Regions from separate parts of the Homo sapiens genome. Here all the other regions are linked to region 2. The links are chromatin loops, found by intact Hi-C in ENCODE. Cell type or tissue: IMR-90. All regions are shown on one strand.

Evidence for each region. A loop is a pair of places that touch in the nucleus more often than their neighbours do. Peaks named below come from ENCODE experiments on the same cell type or tissue, not always from the same donor. Only the 100,000 strongest peaks of a DNase experiment are listed, where the experiment ranks them.
Region 1: a loop joins it to region 2, with 6 times the contacts of the local background. A loop is called at or near these places in 12 of 110 quality-filtered maps.
Region 3: it touches region 2 in a loop (3-fold over the local background); 3 of 110 quality-filtered maps call a loop at or near these places.

What each region holds. Positions count from the first base shown.
Region 1 is chr17:64,645,161-64,653,160 of GRCh38, reverse strand. The region is part of intron 1 of SMURF2 (SMAD specific E3 ubiquitin protein ligase 2); the gene reads left to right. Among named protein-coding and RNA genes, the nearest start is that of SMURF2, 13 kb to the left of the region's middle. In IMR-90, a CTCF peak has its summit at 3,854 (motif pointing right); a DNase peak (open chromatin) is centred at 3,820; H3K27ac peaks cover 1,743 bases.
Region 2 is chr17:64,732,309-64,740,308 of GRCh38, reverse strand. No RefSeq gene overlaps it. Among named protein-coding and RNA genes, the nearest start is that of MIR6080, 44 kb to the left of the region's middle. In IMR-90, CTCF peaks have their summits at 79 (motif pointing left) and 3,219 (motif pointing right); DNase peaks (open chromatin) are centred at 558, 3,248, 7,428, 7,868 and 1 weaker place; H3K27ac peaks cover 2,831 bases.
Region 3 is chr17:64,678,964-64,686,963 of GRCh38, reverse strand. No RefSeq gene overlaps it. Among named protein-coding and RNA genes, the nearest start is that of SMURF2, 21 kb to the right of the region's middle. In IMR-90, CTCF peaks have their summits at 3,968 (motif pointing right) and 4,374; DNase peaks (open chromatin) are centred at 2,963, 4,013 and 7,043; H3K4me3 peaks cover 526 bases; H3K27ac peaks cover 5,615 bases.

The DNA of each region.
Region 1 (8,000 bases), 87 kb after region 2:
TGAGATATATACTTTGCAAATATTTTCTCCCGGACTGTAGCTCCCCCACCGCCCCCCAAAAGATGTCCCAAAGAGAAGAAGTTTTGAATGCTGATGAAACCTGTTTATCAGTGTTTTTCTTTTGTGGTTCATGTTTTTTGAGTCCTAAGTCTTTTTCTAACCCAGAGTTCTAAAGATTTTCTCTGTGTTTTCTTCTGCATTATTTATAATTTTAACTCATACATTTAAACTTATTTTCAAGTTAATTTTTTAATATGCTGTGAGAAGTAAGTGTCATGATTTTTTTTTCATATGGATATTCTATTTTTGTAGCCCTATTTGTTGAAAATACTTTTGTTTCCTCCATTGAATTGTCTTGGCACCTTGGTAGAAAATCAGTTGACAGGCCAGGTGCGGTTGCTCATGCCTATTCTTTGGGAGGCCGAGGCAGGAGGCTCACATGAGGTCAGGAGTTCTAGACCAGCCTGGCCAACATGGCAAAACCCCGTCTCTACTAAAAATAAAAAATTAGCCAGGTGTGTGGCAGGTGCCTGTCATCCCAGCTACTCGGGAGGCTGAGGCAAGAGAATCACTTGAACCCAGGAGGTGGAGGTTGCAGTGAGCTGAGATTGTGCCACTGCACTCCAGCCTGGGCGACAGAGCGAGATTCTGTCTCAAAACAAACAAACAAACAAATCAGTTGACAGTATACATAGAATTCTATTTCTGGACTCTCCTGTGTTTTCTTTATGATTCTACCCTTTAAGTTTATTTGTTTTAACACTATGCTGTCTTGATTACTATAGCTTTAAAATAAAGCAGCTTTCAAACAAATTGAGTCTTTGATTTAGGATCTTGTAGTGCTTTGGAGCGGCTGTTTAATTTGTTCAGCCAATAAGTATTTATCATTTTTGATCTGTGACAGATATTATTTTTATTACGTGGTGCCATAAATGCAGATATAAGAAATTAGGAAAAGCCTAGATTGGGCCCTGTAGTTTTCCTTTCAGAATTTCTATTATGAACCTTACATTTTAAAATTATTAGTCTTTTTCATCTCTTACTGATGTGATGAAAGAGGATTGCAACAACCATGACTTAACGTAAGTGTCTGTTTACCAGCTATCAGTCATGTTTTTGGAAAAAGGTGGGATATAAAGAATAAACATATCTAAAATGTGACCATAGAAAAGAAAGGAGGTGATTGGTGTGTTAAGTGTGGGTTGGATTATGAGTATTTATCGTTTTTGCTTGTATTATTATTTTTGTGACAGGGTCTCTGTCACCCAGGCTGCAGTGCAGTGGCACAATCAGAGCTCACTGCGATCTTGAACTGGGCTCAAGTGATCCTCCCGCCTCAGCCTTCTGAATAGCTGGGTTACAAACATCCATCACCGTGCCCAGCTAATTTTTTTATTTTTTGTAGACATGGGGCCTCACTGTGTTACCCAGGCTGGTCTTGAACTCCTGGCCTCAAGTGATCCCCTGCCTTGGCTTTCCAAAGTGCTGGGATTACAGGTCTGAGCCATTGCTGCGCCTGGCCTGTTTTTGCTTGCATTATTTTATGTGTATATTTTTTCTTTTCTTTTCTTCTCTTTTTTTTTTTTTCTGAGGTAGGGTCTTGCTCTGTCGCCCAGGCTGGAATGCAGTGGCACGATCTTGGCTCACTGCAACCTCCACCTCCTGGGTTCAAGCAGTTCTTCTGCCTTGGCCTCTGGAGTAGCTGGGACTACAGGCGCGCGCCACCATGCCCGTGTAATTTTTATATTTTTAGTAGAGACAGGGTTTCACCATGTTGCCAGGCTGGTCTTGAACTCCTGACATCAAATGATCCACCCGCCTCAGCCTCCCAAAGTGTGGGATTACAGGCGTGAGCCACCGCGCCCAGCTTTATGTGTATATTTTTTCTCCAAGGCAAAAGAAAGGAAGAAACTTAATTTTATTAAAATGTAAGCATATATATATACACAAAAATATATATATTTCTGAGACAGCCTTGCTATGTCGCCCAGGCTGGAGTGCAATGGCGCGATCTCAGCTCACTGCAACCTCCGCCTCCTGGGTTCAAGTGATTCTCCTGCTTCACCCTCCCAAGTAGCTGGGATTACAGGCACCCGCCACCATGTATTTTTAGTAGAGACAGGGTTTTGCTGTGTTGGCCAGGCTGTTCTTGAATTCCTGACCTCAGGTGATCAGCCTACCTCGGCCTCCCAAAGTGCTGGGATTACAGACGTGAGCCGCCGCGCCCAGCCAGCAGATTTTTTTTTTTTTAACCACCGTGCATTCCTAGGCACTGTCACAAAGCAGAAATCCATAATGTAGATCTCATTTTCTATGTAAGATATACTTGGTAATTTTGTTTTTTTGAGACACAGTCTCACTGTATTGCCCAGGCACGATCTCCACTCACTGCAACCTCAGCCTCTCAGGTTCAAGCAATTCTCCTGCCTCAGCCTCCCCAGTAGCTGGGATTACAGGTGCCTGCCACTACACCCAGCTAATTTTGTATTTTTAGTAGGCATGAGGTTTCACCATGTTGGTCAGGCTGGTCACGAACTCCTGACCTCAAGTGATCCGCCCACCTCGGCCTCCCAAAGTGCTGGGATTACAGGCATGAGCCACTGTGCCTGGTCATTTTATGAGAGGTAGTCAGAATGTTGTGGAGAGTATAGAATTGGAGGCAGAAAATGTGAGTTCGTATCCTAGTTATGCCATGTATAAGCTTTGTGCATCTAAGCAAATCACTTATTTTCTCTGTGCTTGTGCCTTTAGTTATAAATGCATGCTTAAAATGACAGCGTTAAAACCAGGTGTGAAAATACCAAAAAAAAAAACAAAAAACAAAAAACCCGTGTGATGGTGTGTGCCTGTAATCCCTGCTGTCTAGGAGGCTGAGACTGGAGGATTGCTTGAGCTCAGGAGTTCGAGACCAGCCTGGGCAACATAGTGAGACATGGTCTCAAAAAAAAAAAAAAAAGGCAAGTCTTATTTATTTTAGCAATATGATGGAATAATGTACATGAAAGATACTGTTCAAGGTGTAAAGTTTTTTGTAAACGTACTTTGTCATTTTTGACCACGGATTTTGTTTTAAAGAAATTGGTGAAAACCGATTATATTTTATAAGAGCAGGTACGACATTAATAATGATTAATATATATTTATTTAAATGATACATGTCTTTTAAAGTAAGCATTTTGGATTGAAATCCTAGCTAGGCAAGAAAAAAAAGGCATAAATGTCTTGTATCAGCATATCATGAAGTATTCATATAATGAAATATAATTAGGTATTTATGTTTCAATATTTTAATCAAATATTTTCAATATTTTATTTTTGAGATGGTGTCTCGCTCTGTCACTCAGGCTGGTGTGCAGTGGTGCAATCTCAGCTCACTGCAACTTCTGCCTCCCTGGCTTAAGCAGTTCTCCCACCTCAGCCTTCCCAGTAGCTGGGACTACAGGCACGCACCACCATGCCTGGCTAATTTTTTGTATTTTTAGTAGAGACAGGGTTTCACCATGTTGGCCAGGTTGTTTCTCAAACTCCTTATCTTAAGTGATACGCCCGTTGCAGCCTCCCAAAGTGCTGGGATTACAGGCATGAGCCACTGCACCCGGCCTCAATATTTTAAATATTTAAAAATATATTTTTATAAACCATTTTTATCTTAATATGGCAGCCATTTAACCGATTAACTATACTTCTCTGTTCCTTCCATCCCCCAATGTTTGGTAAGAAGTAGAAGATGGCTCAGGATTTTGGAGTTGGATTGTAGATTGGGGAGCTGTTTGGATGAACTCTTTATGACTTGATAAATTCCTCTGTAGCATGCTGGCGCTTTCAAAAGTAGCCTGTAGCGTCACCTCTTGCCAGTAGATGGGGGTATTTCTGCACTGATAGATGTCAGGGTATGTAAAAACCTGTAAAACTGAAACCCAAAGTCTAAATGAGTGTGCTTGGAATAAATGGTGTTGAAGAGTTAGAAACTGAAAATTTGACTCCAATGTGTAATGAAAAATCATACTTTAGTGTGAGCTTTCTTATGTAAACTCTTTAAATGCTACATGTTGTAGGAGTAGATAGTAGAGTTGCAAACATTAGTAATTCTGTTTTTATTTTTGTGATTTTTGTGTCATCAGGCTTTACATGTAACTTTCTTCCTCCAGTGAAGAAGAAAACACTGATTGGTTGGTAAGATTATTCAGAATTGTATGAATCTAATACCATAAATAAGGTTGATAGAGATTTTTTACAGTTGAACTTGGGGAATTTTGTAGAGAAAGAAGGATGGAAAAAAAACTATAAGGAAAAGTAAAACGGCATTTGATAGATTCAAAATACCATCTCTAACATAGTGCTGCATATGTAGTACTTCAATAAATTGTGTGTGTGTGTGTGTTTTGTTTTTTGTTTTTGTTTTTGTTTGAAACAGGGTCTCACTCTGTCGCTCAGGCTTATGGCTCACTATAGCCTTGACCACCTGGGCTCAAGTAATCCTCCTGCCTCTGCCTCCTGAGTAGCTGAGACTATAGGTATGTGGCACCATGCTGGTGTAATTTTTAAATTTTTTGTAGAAATGGAGTCTCATTATGTTGCCCAGGCTGGTCTCAAACTCCTGGCTTCAAACAGTCCTCCAGTCTTGACCTCCCAGAATGCTGGAGTTACATGTGTGAGCCATTTGTGAATTAAAGAATGATGAAATTGAAAACAGGCTTTCGTGATCTCAGGGACCTCAGTTGAAACAAATAAGATCTCTCTTTGTGATGTCATTATTGAATTAACTAACATTTATACCTTAGTAATTTCAACATCATTAAGTTATAAAGATATAGGACTGAAGTGTTCATTTGTTAATATTTGACTTGATGGATAGAACTGTTTTACCACACTGCAAATTTTGCTGCTTAACAAAATGAAGATCACTAACATTCACTGGAATAAAATCTGTTGCTGGATTATCATCTAAGAAAAGTCACATGTAAGTAGTCTGTCAATGTTAGGAAGATAATTTAACATTTTTTTTTAGAGTTCTATGGTTTTAAGATATTCTCATTTATTGTCTCATTTAATTACTATTGAGATCCTGTTTTTTTTTTTTTTTTTTTTTTTTTTTTTTTTTTAAGAGATAGGGTCTCACTGTGTTGCCCAGGCTGGAGTGCAGTGGCATGATCGTAGCTCACTTACAGCCTGGAACTCCTAGGCTCAAGCAGTCTTCCTGCTTCAGCCTCCTGAGTAGCTAGGACAATAGTTGCTCACCACTGTGCCTGGCTAATTAAGAAAAAAAGTTTTTAAGGACTGGGTCTCACTGTTGCCCAGGATGGTCTTGAACTCTGGGTTTCAAGCAGTCCTCTCACCTCAGCCTCCCTGGTAGCTGGAATTACAGACATGAGCCACTGTGTCTACCAAGGTGTCTTTGTAGGTAATCTGAACCAGTGAAAGTGAAATGAGCACCTTTTATCTGACGAAATTTGTTCCCTAAATCTTTTTTTTTTTTTTTTTAGACAGAGTCTTACTCTGTCACCCGGGCTGAAGTGCAATGGCATGATCTCGGCTCACCGCAACCTCCCCCTCCTGGGTTCAAGCGATTTGCCTTCATCAGCCTCCGGAGTAACTGGGATTACAGGTGCCTGCCACCACCATGCTTGGCTAATTGTTGTATTTTTAGTAGAGACAGGGTTTCACCATGTTGGCCAGGCTGGTCTCAAGCTCCTGACCTCAGGTCCGCCCGCTTCAGCCTCCCAGAGTGCTGGGATTACGGGTGTGAACCACCGTACCCGGCCTCTATTCCAGTTCTTTAGAAATGAGGATAGATGTACCAAAAGTTCATTGTGATAAAATTTGAAGCTTCATATATTTTAGTTTTCTCTTTCCCAGTTTCTTCTGATTTTTTTTTCTTTTTTTTTCAGTTTCTTCTGATTTCCAGCTTAGTTAACCCCTAATTGTATTTTTTCTAGCAAGGAAGAAGACTAAGAATAATGATGAAATATGCTCATATTTACATATTCATTCAGTAAACATTTGCTGGGAGTCTTACATGCACCTAACACTGAGATGTAGGCTCTAGGATTTTAAGAAGAGGTTAAGACCTTTATCTTGCTTTCAGGGAACTTGCAGGTAACCAAACAGATAAGACTTGATGGATGAAATAACCACAGTCAGTGCTAGAGTTAATGGTGTATGCAGTAAGGGTGAAATAAAATAATGAAAGCCCATAGGTATTTCTAAGGGGGCTTTCTAGATTCTACGATTGATCTTTCATATTTTCTACCTTCCACTTTACAAAGAAAGGCACATTAGCCAGACATCCCAAATAGTACATTGTGGTGAGAGGCCTTCCACACCACCAGAGAGACAAATCAGAATGTTGGTGAGAAGGCAGTGATATCAATGACTGGGTAGCATCTTTTCATAAGTCAGGCATATTTCTCTCTGTAGTTTTCAACAAAATTGAAGGACTTGATCAAGTTTTAGCTGGTCATTAAAAATAATTTTTATAGGGCCAGGAGTGGTGGCTCATGCCTGTAATCCCAGCACTTTGGGAGGCTGAAGGGATGGATCGCTTGAGCTCATGAATTCGAGACCAGCCTGGGCAACATGGTGAAACTCCATCTCTACAAAAACTACAAAAATTAGCCTGGTGTGTGGTGCATACCTCTAGTCCCAACTACTTGGGAGGCTGAGGTGGGAGGATGGCTCGAGCCCAGCAGGCAGAGGTTGCAGTGAGCCGAGATGGTGCCACTGCACTCCAGCCTGGGCGATAGAGCCAGACCTTGTCTCAATTTAAAAAAAAAAAAAAAGAAAGAAAAAAAAAAAGAAAAATTCCAGTGGCTCATGCCTATAATCCCAGCACTTTGGGAGGCTGAGGCGGGCAGATCACTTGAGGTCAGGAGTTCAATACCAGCCTGGCCAATGTGGTGAAACTCTGTCTCTACCAAAAATACAAAAATTAGTTGGGCATGGTGGTGTGCGCCTATAATCCCAGCTACTCGGGAGGCTGAGACATGAGAATTGCTTGAACCTGGAGATGGAGGTTGCAGTGAGCTGAGATGGCACCACTGCACTCCAGCCTAGGCAACAGAGCGGGACTCCATCTCAAAAAAAAAAAAAATTATAAGAAATAGTGAAGTCAAATGCCATTTCCCAGAAAGTTTTTTAAAATTATAGATCTTGGTAATTTTTTTTGGCATCTAACTCAAAGAATTTAATGGCATTGCTGTAACAAAACTTCTTTCATTACCTACTTATTTATGTGAATAGGTTTTCTTAGCATTTATATGTATAAAATGAAAAATGGGATTAGAATTTATGTTGTACCCTCATTCCAGCAATAAGTAATAGTCATTAATAGACACATGAAGTAATTGAAAGTAAGAAAACCCCATCCATCTCATTAAGAGATGCATGTCCACCTGGGTGTGGTGGCATATGTCTGTAATCCCAGCTACTCATAAGGCTGAGGCAGGAGGGTTGTTAAGCCTAGGCGTTTGAGACCAGCCTGGCAACATAGCGATACCCTGTCTTGAATTTAAAAACAAACAAAAAGGAGACATGCATGTCCAATTATTCTCTTCCTTGTCTTCCTCCCCACTTTTCTATTTTTCTTAATTATTTTTTTAGGGACAAGTTCTCACTGTGTTGCCCAGGCTGATGTGTACTAGTGTTCACAGGTGTGAACATAACACACTGCAGCCTTAAACTCATGGGCTCAACCTATCCTCCTGCCTCAACCTCCAGAGAAGCTGGGACTACAGCTGTACACCACTGTACCTGATACCCCTCTCCCTTTTTGAGTAAGTGGTTTGTTTAATCAGAATCCGGAAGAGGTCTACACATTGTATTGGGTTGGTATGTCTCTTAATTATCGTTTAAACTATAGCTTTCTCTTTTCTTCCTCTGAATTTTCTTTTTCTTCAAATTTATTTATTATAGAAAACAGATTTATTAAATATATCAGCATCTCAAAACTCTTTATCATTTGGCCCTAGCCTTCCCATCATACCACTGTGTTCTACCACTCT
Region 2 (8,000 bases):
CCACCGCGCCTGGCCTGGAGACATTTTTGGTTGTCACTTCTCGGGGAGGAGGATGCTACTGTCATCTAGTGGATAGTGACCAGGGATGCGGCTAAACACCCCATAATGCACAGAACAGCCCCACAATAAATAATTTTCTGGTCTAAGATGTCAATAGCGTGGGGGTTAAAACCCCTGATTTCAAGCTTCAAAGTGACTCAGCGTTGGCTTGTCTCCTCTGTGTTAGCCCTAAATCTTAGCCTTGTGACCTTTCAGCCCACTCAAGTCTAGGATCTAAGCTCATGGCAGCACCCTGAGCCTCTTGTGGGTTCCTGAGCTCAGCCCTCCCATCGATGCCTCTGTGGGTGATGACATTGTCCTGAGCTTCTGGGTGACGAAGACATGCCTCTCACTGTGCCATAGGTTCCTGGGAAATTGGATGCCTCTGCGTCTTATGAGTGGGCTTTCTGGAAAAGAAACCACTTGTGTAGTTCCCAGTTGGGCCCCAGAGCTTTGAGGTCCTGTGTTCCTCGCAGTGAATACAGTGAGGCGTCCCGTTTCTCTGAAGAGCCCATTCAGAGAACAGCTATTTACTTCCTGCCTCCTCCGGGCCCAGCTGCCAGGGAGACCCCAGGCTTCAGCAAGAGGCAGCTACAGGGAAATTCAGCCAATGGAAAGATACCAGGGAATTTAATTTCAGCCTTTCCTTTTGTAAACTTAAAAGACATTCTCTCATGAGAAAGCCTGGGAAACCTTCACTTCAGCCAGGGAGACTCCTCAAGCAATCCCCCAGTCTCAGCCTCCCAAAGTGTTGGGATTACAGGTGTGAGTCACTGCACTCCGATCCAATTTACTTTTTGTTGTTGTTGAGAGACAAAGTCTCACTCTGTTGCCCAGGCTGGAGTGCAGTGTTGCAATCTCAGCTCATTGCAACCTCTGCCTCCCGGGTTCAAGTGATTCTCTTGTGCCTCAGCCTCCTGAGTAGCTGACAGGTGTGTGCCACCAGGCCTGGCTGATTTTTGTATTTTTAGTAGAGATGGGGTTTCACCATGTTGGCCAGTCTGGTCTTGAACTCCTGACCTCAGGTGATCCACCCGCCTCAGCCTCCCAAAATGCTGGGATTACAGGCGTAAGCCACTGCACCTAGCCAACAATTTACTTTTAAAAGGTGAAAGTAAAGCTGGTGACAATGAAAAGGGCATGTCTTTGCCCTTTTCTGCCTAAGAGATTAAAACGTGGACAACAAGCAATAGTCTTTAACTCTAGTCTCCCTGCCTTCTCTTCCTCTGTTGTCCCACACCAGTCCTCACAACCACCACAGGGTGTGTGTGTGTGTGTGTTTGTTTTATGAACTTTGTTCGCCCTTAAAATAATAATTCTCCTAGATTCCTCCCTTTCTATTGTCTTTATTTTATTAAGGTACAACTTATTTAATTTTTTTTTTTGAGACGAGTCTCGCTCTCTCACCCACATTGGAGTGCAGTGGCGCGATATCAGCACACTGCAACCTCCACTTCCCAGGTTCAAGGGATTCTCCTGCCTCAGCCTCCCAAGTAGCTGGGAGTACAGGCGCCTGCCACCATGGCTGGCTAATTTTTGCATTTTTAGTAGAGACAGGGTTTTGCCATGTTGGCCAGGCTGGTCTCAAACTCCTGACCTCAGATGATCCGCCCGCCTTGGCTTCCCAAAGTGTTGAGATTACAGGCGTGAGACACTGCAGCTGGCTTTAAGGTGCAATTTGTATTCAGTAATGAGTGTGAACTGCTCTAATCTGAAGTGTGCTGCTCAATGCTTCTTTTTTTAGACAGGGTCTCACTCTGTCATCCAGGCTGGAGTTCAGTGGTGCAATCTTGGCTCACTGCAACCTCCGCCTCCCAGCTTCAAGTGATTCTCATGCCTCAGCCTCCTGAGTATCTGGAATTATAGGCCCAAGTCACAGTGCCCAGCTAATTTTTGTATTTTTAGTAGAGATGGGGTTTAGTCATATTGCTCACGCTGGTCTCAAACTCCTGGACTCAAGTGGCCTCAGTCTCCCAAAGTGCTGGGATTATAGGAGTGAGCCACTGTGCCCAGCCACTCAATGCATTTTTACCTACATGGACACCCAGGTAACCACTATCCAGATAAAGACATAGAACATTTCGGCCGGGTGTGGTGGCTTACTCCTGTAATCCCAGCACTTTGAGAGGCCAAAGCAGGAGGATTGCTTGAGTCTAGGAGTTCAAGACCAGCCTGGGCAACATGACAAAACCCCGTCTCTACAAAATACAAAAATTAGCCAGGCGTGGTGGTGTGCACCTGTAGTCCCAGCTACTTGGGAGGCTGAGGTGGGAGGATCACTTGAGCCAGGGAGGTCAAGGCTGCAGTGAGCTGAGATTGCACCACTGGACTCCAGCCTGGGTGATATAGTGAGACTCTGTCTCAAAAAAAAGAAAAATAAAACTAACATGCCTCCTCTATCTAAAACACCAATATGAAGAACAACGATATTTCTAAAACTTCAGAGCTACGTGTCAAAATGAATTCACCCCAGAGTGCACCAGGCATCGTCAGATTCTCTTCACTAGATTCAACCCCCGGGGTGCCTAAGTGGCTTCCAATCTGTGCTGTGGATGGACAGTGAGTGAATGCTTTTGGTTTTACATAGGAAGGGTGAGGGCCGGGCACGGTGGCTCACTCCTGTAATTCCAACACTTTGGGATGCCGAGGTGGGCAGATCACCTGAGGTCGGGAGTTCGAGACCAGCCTGGCCAACATGGAGAAACCCCTCTCTACTAAAAATACAAAATTAGCCGGGCATGGTGGTGCATGACTGTAATCTCAGCTACTCGGGAGGCTGAGGCAGGAGAATCGCTTGAGCCCGGGAGGCAGAGGTTGCGGTGAGCCGAGATCATGCCATTGCACTCCAGCCTGGGCAATAAAAGTAAAACTCCATCTCCACAAACAAACACAAACAAAAACATAGGAAGGGTGAGAACAAATGTTTTTCATTCTAATGGTTTAGAAAGACAGAAAGTGGAAGTTACTGGTTAAAACAAACACACACATCAACAAAGTATTTTTTTTCTCATGGTGGGCCAAGATTTTATGCATGTCAAAAACATGAACAGAGGGCATAGGATTTGCTATGAAAAGCAACAGGGGGAGACTGAGTTCCGTGTGTTGTGGGCGAGGGAGGTATAGTATTTGTGAAAGCTGAAGACTCCCTCCTGACTGGAAAACCGCCACAGGGAGGCAGTAGAGCTTAGTGGCAAATAGCGTTGGCTCTGGAATCAGATTTGAATTTCAATCCAGCTCTGACACCTAATAGCTGTGTGACCTCCAGCAAGTTGCTTAACTGCTCTGTGCCTCACTTTCCAACTCAGCAAAATGAAGATAAAACTAGTGTCTAACTCCTAGAGGTGCTTTAAAGGTGATTTGAATACCCAGCTCAACAAGTAAGCTCTCAGTCAGTGTTATTTTACAAAGCAGGAGTTGAAAGGGGCAACTAATTTCATTTCAGATAGATAGAGAGATAGATAGATAAATAGATAGATAGCTGTTGGATAAATAGATTTTTTTTGAGAGCATACTATTTTTCAAGCTGCGCAAAATGGTTTAACCCAAAATCTAAACAGTTGCTTAAACAGCCTTTTTCCAGCCTCCACCTACAATCATGTCCCTTCTGATCATAGAGCAGATTTCAACAGCTCCTTCAGAGAAACCAGGCCCTCCACAATGTTATTCTTCTAGCTCTTTCTTGTCATGCAAAGGATGTATAATTTGTTCCATTTCACTCTCTCTCTCTTTTTTTTTTTTTTTTTTTTTTTTTTTTGAGACAAGTTCTCAGTTTGTTACCCAGGCTGGAGTGCAGTGAAGCAATCATGGTTTACTACAGCCTCCACCTCCTGTCCTCAGCAATCCTCCCACCTCAGCCTCCCAAGTAGCTGGGACTACAGGTGTGCACCACCATAGCTGGCTAATTTTTATATTTTTTGTAGAGACAGTGTCTCATTATGTTGTCCAGGCTGGTCTTGGTTTTGAACTTCTGGCCTCAAGCAATCCTCCTGCCTCAGCCTCCCAAAGTGTTGGGATTACAGGCATGAGCCACTGAGCCCAGCCCCATTTCACTCTTGAGTGTGGAAAACTTCCTTTTAGCCTTTGCAGTGACTATAGATAGACAGATGGAGATAGATAGATAGGTGATAGAAATTTAGAATACTTAATACCTATATATTCTAAATATATCTAATATATATGCATATAATAAATACATTATGATATATTATCATTACTTATACAATTTATTTTGGGTATTCTACTTGGAGTTTTACCTACAATTTCACCGAGATTGGGAGATCTGCTTTTTTCAGCTTTTTCTTATTCAAAGTTTCAAAGTAAGAGCTTAATGTGAAAGCTCCCAATGTTGCGTGTCCATTAATTACACTGAGTGTCTAAGCTTGGGAGAGGGGGAGTAGTAAGCTCTTGGCTGGTGGTTAAACTGGTGATTGGAGGCATTTAGGGGATTGATAACATTTCTGGAGGGGGAGGGGGTCAGTTGGATGTGTAGGGATCCCAGTGATCAGATGGGAGGAATTTAGATTTAATCCCTGATTGGATTGTAGTTCACCGGCTGGGACTGCAGGCTGGTTTATAGCAGTGGATTCCATGTTGATGGAATATCAGACTCCTTGTTTCTGAAAGGAGTGAGAGAAACTGCATGAAGGGGCTGGGTGTGGTGGCTCACGCCTGTAATTCCAGCACTTTGGGAGGCCGAGGTGGGTATACCACTTGAGGTCAGGAATTCGAGACCAGCCTGGTCTACATGGCAAAACCCCATCTCTACTAAGAATATAAAAATTAGCCATGTATGGTGGTGTGGGACTGTAACCCTAGCTACTCAGGAGGCTGAAGCATGAGAATCACTTGAATCCAGGAGGCAGAGGTTGCAGTGAGCCAAGATCGTGCCACTGCACTTCAGCCTGGGCAACAGTGTGAGACTGTGTCTCAAAAAAAAAGAAAAAAGAAAGAAAGAAAAAAAAAGAAACCGCATGAAGGATTCTGTCTGTTCCCCAGTAGCCCTAGGAAATCAGACTTGAGCTTGAGCCCTGGCAACTTCTGAACTGTTCAGTGAGGATTATTTGGGGCTGGAGACATCTTGAATGACAGCTAACAACCATAATAGTGAGCACTTACTGAGCAATTACTATATGCAAGGCACTGTACCAAATATGCCTCATGCATACTCAAACCTCTCAGGATAGCCTCATTACAACCCTATAAAGTGAGTAGTATTTAGAAGTCGTTTTTAAGCCGGGCGAGGTGGCTCACGTGTGTAATCCCAGCACTTTGGGAGGCTGAGGTGGGTGGATCGCCTGAGGTCAGGAGTTCTAGACCAGCCTGGCCAACATAGTAAAACTCTGTCTCTACAAAAAATACAAAAAATTAGCTGGGCGTGGTGGCGGGCTCCTGTAATCCCAGCTACTAGGGAGCCGAGGCAGGAGAATCACTTGAATCTGGGAGGCAGAGGTTGCAGTGAGCTGAGACCGTGCCATTGCACTCCAGCCTGGGCAACAAGAGCGAAACTCCATCTCAAAAAAAAAAGTTCTTTTCACAGAGGAGAAAACTGAGGCACAATGAGGTCAAATGATTTGCCAAGGTGTAACCAGTTTGTCTAATTTCACCTTCTCCCAAGGACCAAGGTGGATGGTGTCCCGGGCTTGTGCTTTGCAGTGGCTCCTGGACAAAGGCTTTTGTTGTTGTTGTTGTTGTTGTTGTTGTTGTTGTTGTTGTTGTTTTTAGACAGAGTCTCCCTCTGTCGCCCAGGCTGGAGTGCAGTGGCGTGATCTTGGCTCACTGCAACCTCCGCCTCCCAGGTTCAAGCAATTCTCCTGCCTCAGCCTCCCAAGTAGCTGGGATTACAGGCGCCCGCCACCTTGCCTGGCCAGTTTTTGTATTTTTAGTAGACACGGGGTTTCACCATATTGGCCAGGCTGGTCTCCAACTCCTGACCTTGTGATCCGCCCACCTCAGCCTCCCAAAGTGCTGGGATTACAGGCGTGAGCCACCAAGCCCGGCCGGCCAAGGGCTTTTGACAGCTGACAAGTGGGCCCACAGAAGCGGACTCCCCAGGAACACCCTGGAGGGTGCTGGAGGAGCGCAAACTGATTGCATCTGGCAAAGGGACAACATCCTTTTCTGTAAGTTTGGGGACAGCAAGAGGTGAGTTTAGGGTAGGAAGCTGAGGTCTCTAAAAGGTGCTGGCCAGGACACGGGCCTCAGGGCTCTCTCCAGAATGAATCAGCTCCCTGCTGTCTGCTGCCGATTTATTTATTTATGAGGCAAAGTCTCGCTCTGTAGCCCAGGCTGGAGTGCAGTGGCATAATCTTGGCTCACTGCAACCTCCGCCTCCCAGATTCAAGCAATTCTCCTGCCTCAGCCTCTGAGTAGCTGGGATTACAGGCATGAGCCACCACACCAGGCTAATTGTTGTATTTTTAGTAGAGACAGGGTCTGGCCCTGTTGGCCAGGCTGGTCTCAAACTCCTGACCTCAAGTGATCTGCCTGCCTCGGCCTCCCAAAGTGCTGGGATTACAGGCATGAGCCACTGTGCCTGGCCTTATTTATTTACTTATTTATTTATTTTTGAGGCAGGGTCTCACTCTGTCACCCAGGCTGAAGTGCAATGGCGCCATCACAGCTCACTGCAACCTTTGCCTCCTGGGCTCAAGTGATCCTCCTGCCTCAGCCTCCCATATAGCTGGGACTACAGGCGTGTGCCACCATGCTCAGCTAATTTTTAATTTTTTTTTTTTTTGCAGATATTGGGTCTCACTATATTGTCCAGGGGATCCACCTGCCTCAGCCTCCCAAACTGCTGGGATTACAGGTGTGAGCCACCATGCCTGCCTGGCCTAGAGGAAAGTCTTTTTTTCCTAAAACTTTTTTTTTTTTTTTTGAGACAGAGTCTCACTCTGTCACCCAGGCTGGAGTGCAGTGACATGATCTTGACTCACTGCAACCTCTGCCTCCCGAGTTCAAGTGATCCTCCTACCTCAGCCTCCCAAGTAGCTGGGACTACAGGCTAACTTTAGATACCCAGTAGAAGAGATAAGGCTGGAGTCCAAATGACCAGTAGGAATGGTGGACGTTGATTGAGAGATTTTTGGCACTGCGGCTGGGCCCGATACTCAGTAACTCTAATAGGCCAACCATGACCCCTTAAGGAGGAACTGTTGTTTCCATTTTATACCTGGGGAAACTGAGGCTCATAGAAGTTAAGAAAGTTGCTCCAGATCCCACAGCAAGCCGTTGTCTCTTCCTAGCCAAGGGAGACATTACACGAAGCACAAACAAGCCCTCTGGGTGGACATGGTGACATTTGGTACATGTGCAGTCTCAGTCTCGTTCAAGAGCCTGAAATGAGTCATCTACAAATCAAAGAACCAGCCTCTCCGGACACACGATGAGGCCGGTTTGTACATTAGGAGGAGCTGGACCCAGATAATGTGGTTCCAAGCAGAGAAGATGGCCTTATTCCAACCGCGTCCCCTCTGCAAGCCCTTGGGAGCTGGCCAGGCCCAGTGACCCGTGGAAGAGGGGATGCTGTGCCCTAGTGTCCAAGCAGCACGGCTTGGCTCAGTCCACTGGGCTTCTTCCAGCTCACAAACCTGTTTGTTTTTACCCTTCAATGTGAACCAGATGTGGGCACCTCGCTCTCCAGGAGGTCCCTCGCCCATACACCCCCCAGCAGGCATCATTGGCAGCTGCAGCTGATGGACCAGCCTCCTCCCTGCTCTCCGGCCTCTCTCACCCCTACGCCCCCTCCCTCACTGCACCTCCTGCACCTTCCCTTCCCCCAGCATGATTTGAAACAGGAAATGACACTGGACAGATCTCAAAAGTCCATATGTCCTGGACACTCTCTCTAGGAATTTCCTGGGCCTCCAGCTTGCTCTATGTGTCATGTCCTTCCCACTTACAGTATCTGGGGGGAAAGAAGTGCTAAAGGAAAATGAGAGTGAGCGTCCCTCGTCCCCAGT
Region 3 (8,000 bases), 53 kb after region 2:
CTAGTTCTAGAGCAGGGGTGGGCACCATGCCAGTGAGCCAAATCTAGTCCACTGCCTGCTTTTGTAAACAAAGTTTTATTAGAACACAGCCACACCCATTCATCTATGGCTGCATCTACATTACAGTACCAGAGTTGAGTAGTTGCCACAGAGCCTCTATGGCACACAAAGCCTAAAATATTTATTATCTGGCCCTTTACAGAAAAAGTTTGCTTTTTGGTTGTCCCCGTTCTGGAGCAAATTCTTCACCTCCTCAATACAGATTCACATGGGAGGCCAGGCACAGTGGCTCATGGCTGTAATCCAGCACTTTGGGAAGCCCAAGGTGGGCAGATCACTTGAGGTCAGGAGTTCGAGACCAGCCTGGTCAACATGGTGAAACCCAGTCTCTACTAAAAATACAAAAATTAATAGGGCATGGTGGTACGTGCCTGTAATCCCAGCTACTTGGGAGGCTGAGGCAGGAGAATCACTTGAACCCAGGAGGTGGAGTTTGCAGTGAGCTGAGATTGTACCATTGCACTCCAGCCTGGGTGACAAAGCAAGACTCTGTCTCAAAAAAAAAAAAAAAAGATTCACATAGGGACCTAGTTAACAATGCAGATTGCAGCTTCCACCCAGAGATTCTGCTTCACTGGATATACTAATTAGTTCTTCTCTCTCTCTCTCTCTCTCTTTTTAGACAGGGTCTTGCTCTGTCACCCAGGCTGGAGTGCAATGGTGTGATCAGGCTCACTGCAGCTTCAACTTCCCATGCTCAAGGGATCCTCTTGCCTCAGCCTCCCAAGTAGCTGGGACTACAAGCATGTGCTACCATGCCCCCCTAATTTTTTCTATTTCTTGTAGAGGCGGGGTCTCGCTGTGTTACCCAGGCTGGTCTCGAACTCCTGGGCTCAAGCGATTCTCCTGTCTCGGCCTCCCAAAGTACCGCGATTATAGGCATGAGCTGCTGTGCCCAGCCTAGTTGGAACTCTTATGGGCTAGTGACTGAAAACCTGACCCAAACTAGGTGGAGGCTTTATGAATGGCTTCCTACAGGGCCTCCCATGGGAAAATCAAGATCAGATTTCACTCTCTTCATCTCTTGGCCCCTCCTGGTCTGTGTTGACGCCACTCTCAAACAGTGTCTGCCACTGAGTACAATGACCCAGTAGTGTCCGTCCTTCTTCGTCCATGTCCAATGCGAAAGGGGTATAATTTTTGTCTCAACATATTCTTTTTGTTTTTAATTGCCTACAGTACCTGTTTCAACATTTTCAGTAAGGCTGGAGAATCACTGTGATTGACAACCTCAGCACTGAAAATGCATCCTAGAAAACAGCGGAAAATTCTCTTCTTACCTTTCGTATTTTATGTATTGTCTCTTTGTTGGTTATCTGTCTTCCTCCACTAAATTACAAGCTCTAAGAACAGCGCTTAGCAACTAGCATATTCTTTTTTTTTTTAGATGGAGTCTTGCTCCATCCACCAGACAGGCTGGAGTGCAATGGTGCAATCTTGGCTCACTGCAACCTCCACCTCCTGGTTTCAAGTGATTCTCATGCCTCAGCCTCCCGCCTGGGATTACAGGTGTCTCCCACCACATCTGGCTAATTTTTTTGTATTTTTAGTAGAGATGGGGTTTTGCCATGTTGGCCAGGCTGGTCTCAAACTCCTGACCTCAGGTGATCCACCCACCTTGGTCTCCCAAAGTGCTGGGATTATGGGCATGAGCCACTGTGCCCAGCACCTAGTATATTCTTCGTTTTTTTTTTTTCTTTCACATCCCTGTCTAGTCACCCATCTGTATGTAGATCACTGATGATTACACAAATGAGGATAAGCAGTATTTATTGAGCTCTTTCTCCCTCTCATGTTTCACTTCTCTGTGGTGGAAAAGGAAAAAAGAGGCTCTGATGGGAAGTTGTGATCATGCCTGAGGAAGCTGAAGGCAGGCTGACTGGAAGAAGGGCATCCTATGTGATACTCCCATACCCAGGCACCCTAGGAATGCATCTCAGTTTTTTTTTGTTTTTGTTTTTTATTTGAGACAGAGTCTCGCTCTGTCACCAGGTTGGAGCGCAGTGGTGCAATCTCAGCTCATTGCAACCTCTGCCTCCTGGGTTCAAGCGATTCTCCTGCCTCGGCCTCACAAGTAGGTGGGATTACAGGTGCCCGCCACCACGCCCAGCTGGTTTTTGTATTTTTAGTAGACACAGGGTTTCACCATGTTGGCCAGCCTGGTCTCGATCTCTTGACCTCGTGATCTGCCCGCCTCAGCCTCCCAAAGTACTGGGATTATAGGCGTGAGCCATCGCACCCAGTCGCATCTCAGTTTTATAATGCTGGGGCTGCCTGTCTACCCTGTCCATCAACCCACCCCACCTCCACCCCCAGCAAGAAGAGCACGGTCGGGGATGGTCCAGTCTCATCTCATCTGGTCCACCCAGGCCATTTGGTGGAACTCTCGCTGGAGGATTTGAAAGCAGCCTCAACGTGGTTCCCCTGGGGTCACCTCTCAAAGGCCAGCCTGGGGAGGGTGGTGGTACATGAGAGGGGACTTCCATTCCCAGAGCTCCCTTGAAGGTGGCAGGCAGCCAATGGGGGACACTGAGCCAGAGACATCTGCCAGGATATGGATCTGGGAACCTGTCAGTCCCCATGCGTCTCCCATGGCAGGGCCTGGAAATCCCACCGTGGGGCCCAGTGCTCCTAGTAGATTCTTAATAAACATCATTTTGAATTAATAAATGTATGGGTATATTTGTTTTAAAATTGGGGTTGGGATCATTCCTCACATATATTTTAGTTCTCTGCTTTTTAAAAATTTATATATGTATATTATTAACATTCCCTTATGTCACTAAATGAATGAAGTATGAAAACCTGCGCAGAAAGAGTACATGCCAAATTTGTGGTAGTTCTTTTCTCTAGGGAGCCTAGGAAGAGACAGAGGGAGGGGAATTCTCTTCTTATTTTTTTCATATAAAAATATCTGAAAGGCCGGGTGCAGTGACTCATGCCTGTAATCCTAGCACTTTGGGAGGTTGAGGTGGGAGGATCACTTGCAGCCAGGAGTTTGAGACCAGCCTGGGCAACATAGTGAGAAAGAAAATTTTAAAAGTAATAAAATTAGCTGGGCCTGGTGGCACATGCTGGGAGCCCTAGCTACTTGGGAGGCTGAGGCAGAAGGATTCTGTGAGCCCAGGAGTTCGAGGTTACAGTGACCTGTGACCATGCCAGTGTTGTCCAGCCTGGATGATGGAGTGAGATCTTGTTTCTATTAAAAAACAAACAAACTATATATATATATATATATATAAAATATACACACACACATATATGAAGAAAAAATGTCTTTGGGAACATTATTTTCAATGATTACATAATAGTTTTTCAGGCCGGGCACAGTGGCTCACACCTGTAATCCTAGCCATTTGGGAGGCCGAGGTGGGTGGATCACCTGAAGTCAGGAGTTCGAGACCACCTTGGCCAACATGGTGAAAACCCATCTCTACTAAATGTACAAAAATTAGCTGGATGTTTTGGCACGCACCTATAATCCCAGCTACTCAGGAGGCTGAGGCAGGAGAATCGCTTGAACCCCGGGGGGCGGGGGCGGAGGCTGCAGTGAGCCAAGATCACGCCATTGCACTCCAGCCTGGGCAACAAGAGCGAAACTCCGTCTCAAAAAAAAAAAACAGTTTTTTATACAAGTATACCATATATTTTAAAACCAATCTCCTTTTGTGCATTTAAATTGCTTTCACTTTGTTGTCCTTGTAAACAGTATTGGATGAATATCCTTGCATATGTCTGTATTAGTCTGTTCTCACACTGCTATAAAGATAGTATCCGAGAGTGGGTAATTTATAAACAAAGGAAGTTTAACTGACTCACAGGTCTGCATGGCTGTGGAGGCCTCAGGAAAGTTACAGTTATGGCGGAAGGGGAAGCAGGCACCTTCTTCACAAGATGGCGGGAGAGAGTGTAAGTGCAGGAAAAACTGCCATTTATAAAACCATCAGATCTCATGCGAATTCACTCACTACCATGAGAACAGCATGGGGAAAATAGCCCCCATGATCCAATCACCTCTCTCCCTCCACACGTGGGGATTACAATTCGCGACGAGATTTAGTTGAGGACACAGAGCCAAACCATATCAGTGTCTTTGGGCAGACCTCTGATGATTTCCTTAGAATAGATTCCTAGGAATGTAACCTTACCATGTGCTTTGATATTTATTTATAAATTCCTTTCCAGTAAGGTTGAAACCAACTCAGTGGATAGGATTTTAAACACACAATGACAAGTTTTAATAAAGGAATGGCCACTGGGGGGTCTAATACCAAAAACAATTACTTAGAAATCTAGAAATTCTAGTCCGAGTGTGTTTATGCACCTCTGTAGGTAAAGGGCCCTTCTTGCTTCATAAATTTCTCCACAGTTAACAGTATCAGCTTTCCCAGATAATGGATGCAATTAAATATTCTCCTCTGTCATTTGGAAAATATGAAATGACATTGCTTTGTAATGATCTTGACATTCATTGATTCGGCCGTTAGTGAACAGCAGGGGGAAGTTTGCTTCTTACTCAACTCCTGAAGTTTCCTTACATGTGCAAGGATATTAATTAATGGAATACTTCTGACCTCTCACCGCCCCTTAGTTCACTCAGGCCTTGGAAAGATAGAACAACTTTCCCCACTGTGGATTTTAGAGTTTCTCTTGGTACCCAGTTGCTTACAGAGCACTTTGTCTTTTCTTTACTTCCTCCATGCCATTGGTCTTATTGGGATGAGCCTCCCATGATAGAAGCCCTGGGGAAGTCCAGCCTTACCTCAGGGGAGGCCTGAAGTTTTTATCTGGAATTTGGTGGGGGGTGCTACCTTAAAGACCCTACTAATGAAGAGGATGTATTCCAATAATTGACTTTGTTGTCAGAGTCTGTGATTATCACAATTATACACACTCTAAGAGGCTTCTGAGTGTCTTTTCTTTTCTTTTTTTTTTTTTTGAGACAGAGTCTCACTCTGTCACCCAGGCTGGAGTGCAGTGGCACGATCTCTGCTCACTGCAACCTTCACCTCCCAGGTGCAAGTGATTCTCGTGCCTCAGCCTCCAGAGTAGTTGGGATTACAGGCACCCACCAACATTCCCAGCTAATTTTTGTATTTTTAGTAGAGACGGGGTTTCTCCATTTCAGCCAGGCTGGTCTCAAACTCCTGACCACACGTCTCAGCTTCCCAAAGTGCTGGGATTACAGGCATGAGCCACCATGCCCGGCCCTGACTGTTTTTTTGTTTTTGTTTTTGTTTTTTTGAGATGGAGTCTCGCTGTGTCACCCAGGCTGGAATGCAGTGGCACGATCTCGGCTCACTGCAAGCTCCACCTCCCGGGTTCACGCCATTCTCCTGCCTCAGCCTCCCGAGTAGCTGGAACTACAGGCGCCCGCCACCATGCCTGGCTAATTTTTTTTTTTTTTTTGGTATTTTTAGTAGAGACGGGGTTTCACTGTGTTAGCCAGGATGGTCTCGATCTCCTGATCTCGTGATCTGCCCATCTCGGCCTCCCAAAGTGCTGGGATTACAGGCATGAGCCACCGCGCCCGGCTTTTTTTTTTTTTTCTTGAGATGGAGTGTTACTCTGTTGCCCAGGCCAAAGTGCAGTGGCACGATCTTGGCTCACTGCAACCTCCACCTTTCAGGTTTAAGCAATTCTCCTGCCTCAGCCTCCCCAGTAGCTGGGATTACAGGCATACATCACCATGCCTGGCTAATTTTTGTATTTTTAGTAGAGATGGGTTTTCCCCATTTTGGCCAGGGTGGTCTTGAACTCCTGACCTCAGGTGATCCACCTGCCTCGGCCTTCCAAAATGCTGGGATTACAGGCGAGAGCCACCGCACCTGGCCCTGTCTTTTTTTTTTTTTTTTTTTTTTTTTTTTTTTTTTTTTAATGAGACAGAGTCTTGCTTTGTCGCCCAGGTTGGAGTGCAGTGGCACTATCTCTGCTCACCGCAAGCTCCGCCTCCCGGGTTCATGCCATTCTCGTGCCTCAGCCTCCCGAGTAGCTGGGACTTCCGGTTGCCCACCACCACGCCCGGCTCCGGCCCTGACTGTCTTTTAAGATGTTAAAAAAAAAATAGCCTAATTTTCTTCATCCAGAGGGAGGTGAACATGGTAGATGATCTCTGGTGGTTCTCCCATTTAAAATTATATCATTAATTAAAATGAATGAGGCCAGGCACGGTGGCTCATGCCTGTAATCACAGCACTTTGGGAGGCTGAGGTGGGTGGATCACCTGAGGTCAAGAGTTTGAGACCAGCCTGGCCAATATAGTGAAACCCTGACTCAACTAAAAAAAAAAAACACACACAAAAATCAGCCAGGCATGGTGGCAGGTACCTGTAATCCCAGCTACTTGGGAGGCTGAGGCAGGAGAATCCCTTGAGCCCAGGAGGCAGAGGTTGCAGTGAGCCAAGATTGCACCACTCCACTCCATCCTGGGCAACACAGTGACACTCTGTCTCAAAAAAAAAAAAAAAAAAAAAATTAACGAAAATGACAAAACTCTAAGTAATATATTATCAGACACATTCACACCACAATATAATTTATGAATCGATCAAGTAGTCAATTACACGATGTAAAATACTCATATTATATGCTTTCCTGTTTGGATAGGCCAGACAGATGGGAAAGCAGGTGCCTACTTACTGACTGAAGGTGAGAGGAGAAACTGAGCTCCATGAGACAAAAGGAACCTGAAAGATGAGAGTCTTGAGTTCTTTGGTACAGGCAGGGCAGAGAAGGAGGAAATAAGGCTGGAGGTGGGCAGGGGCCCGGCAATGCTGGAAATGCCACACAAAGCTCTCTGGACTGGGTCCTGAGGGCAATGAGCAGCCATTGAGGAATTTTAAGCAATGGTTTGACATTGACCCACAGGCTTATGAGTCATGTTGATCTCATTCTGGCCCATATTCTCTGCATTACCCATAAAGACTGCATCGTACAAATATTTCCACTTCTCCGCCCATCTCGCCCTTAGAGAATTGTGTTGTAGCTACTACAGTTCGTATTTTGAGGATGATTGGATATGACTTTTTTTTTGAGCCTGTTCATGTTGCTCAGTCGTCCAAAGTAGTTGCAGTCGAGTGATGCCCCGGCTCCCTTCCCCCGGGGCTGGAGCTGCTACCTCATCCTGAAAAGATGTGTTGCTTCATGCTATCGTCTTACAGCAAAACATGCATAGATAACTTTTCAAACATTTAATTGTAATACTTCCATGCTTAAATCACCAAATTGGCTTTGGAAAATATGCAATCTCTTCAAATTACATTCTCTTTTATCTCAGAATTCACAATATAACAGACTAGTGTGTATACTTAAAATGGGTGCATAAAATGGTCTAGATTTACATGATTTTCTATTTTTAAAAAAGTGCAGCATTATAAATGCAACAAAAAATGAAAACCTGTTGCAGAATGTGTTTTGTTATCTGTATCGTATGTGATAAAGTATGGAAGAGACTTAGAAGTATTCATTTCCCAGGGCTCCTGAGACAAAGTACCACAAATTGGGTGGTTTAAAACACAAAACAATACAGTTCTGAAGGATAGAAGTCCAAAATCAAGGTGTCAGCAGGGCCACGCTCCCTCTGAGACTTTGGGTAGAATCTTAGGTTGCCTCTTCCTGGCTTCTGGTGGTGGCTGGCAATCCTTAATATTCAGTTTGCAGCTGCTTCACTCCAATCTCTGCCTCTGTCATTACATGGCATTCCTCCTGTGTGTCTCTGTCTTCACATGGAATGTTTCTCTTCTTAAAACGACACAGGGCCAGGCACGGTGGCTCACGCCTGTAATCCCAACACTTTGGGAGGCCAAGGCAGGCAGATCACTTGAGGCCAGGAGTTTGAGACCAGCCTGGCCAACATGGTGAAACCCTGTCTCTACCAAAAATACAAAAATTAGCTGGGTGTGGTGGTGGGCACCTGTAATCCCAGCTACTTGGGAGGCTGT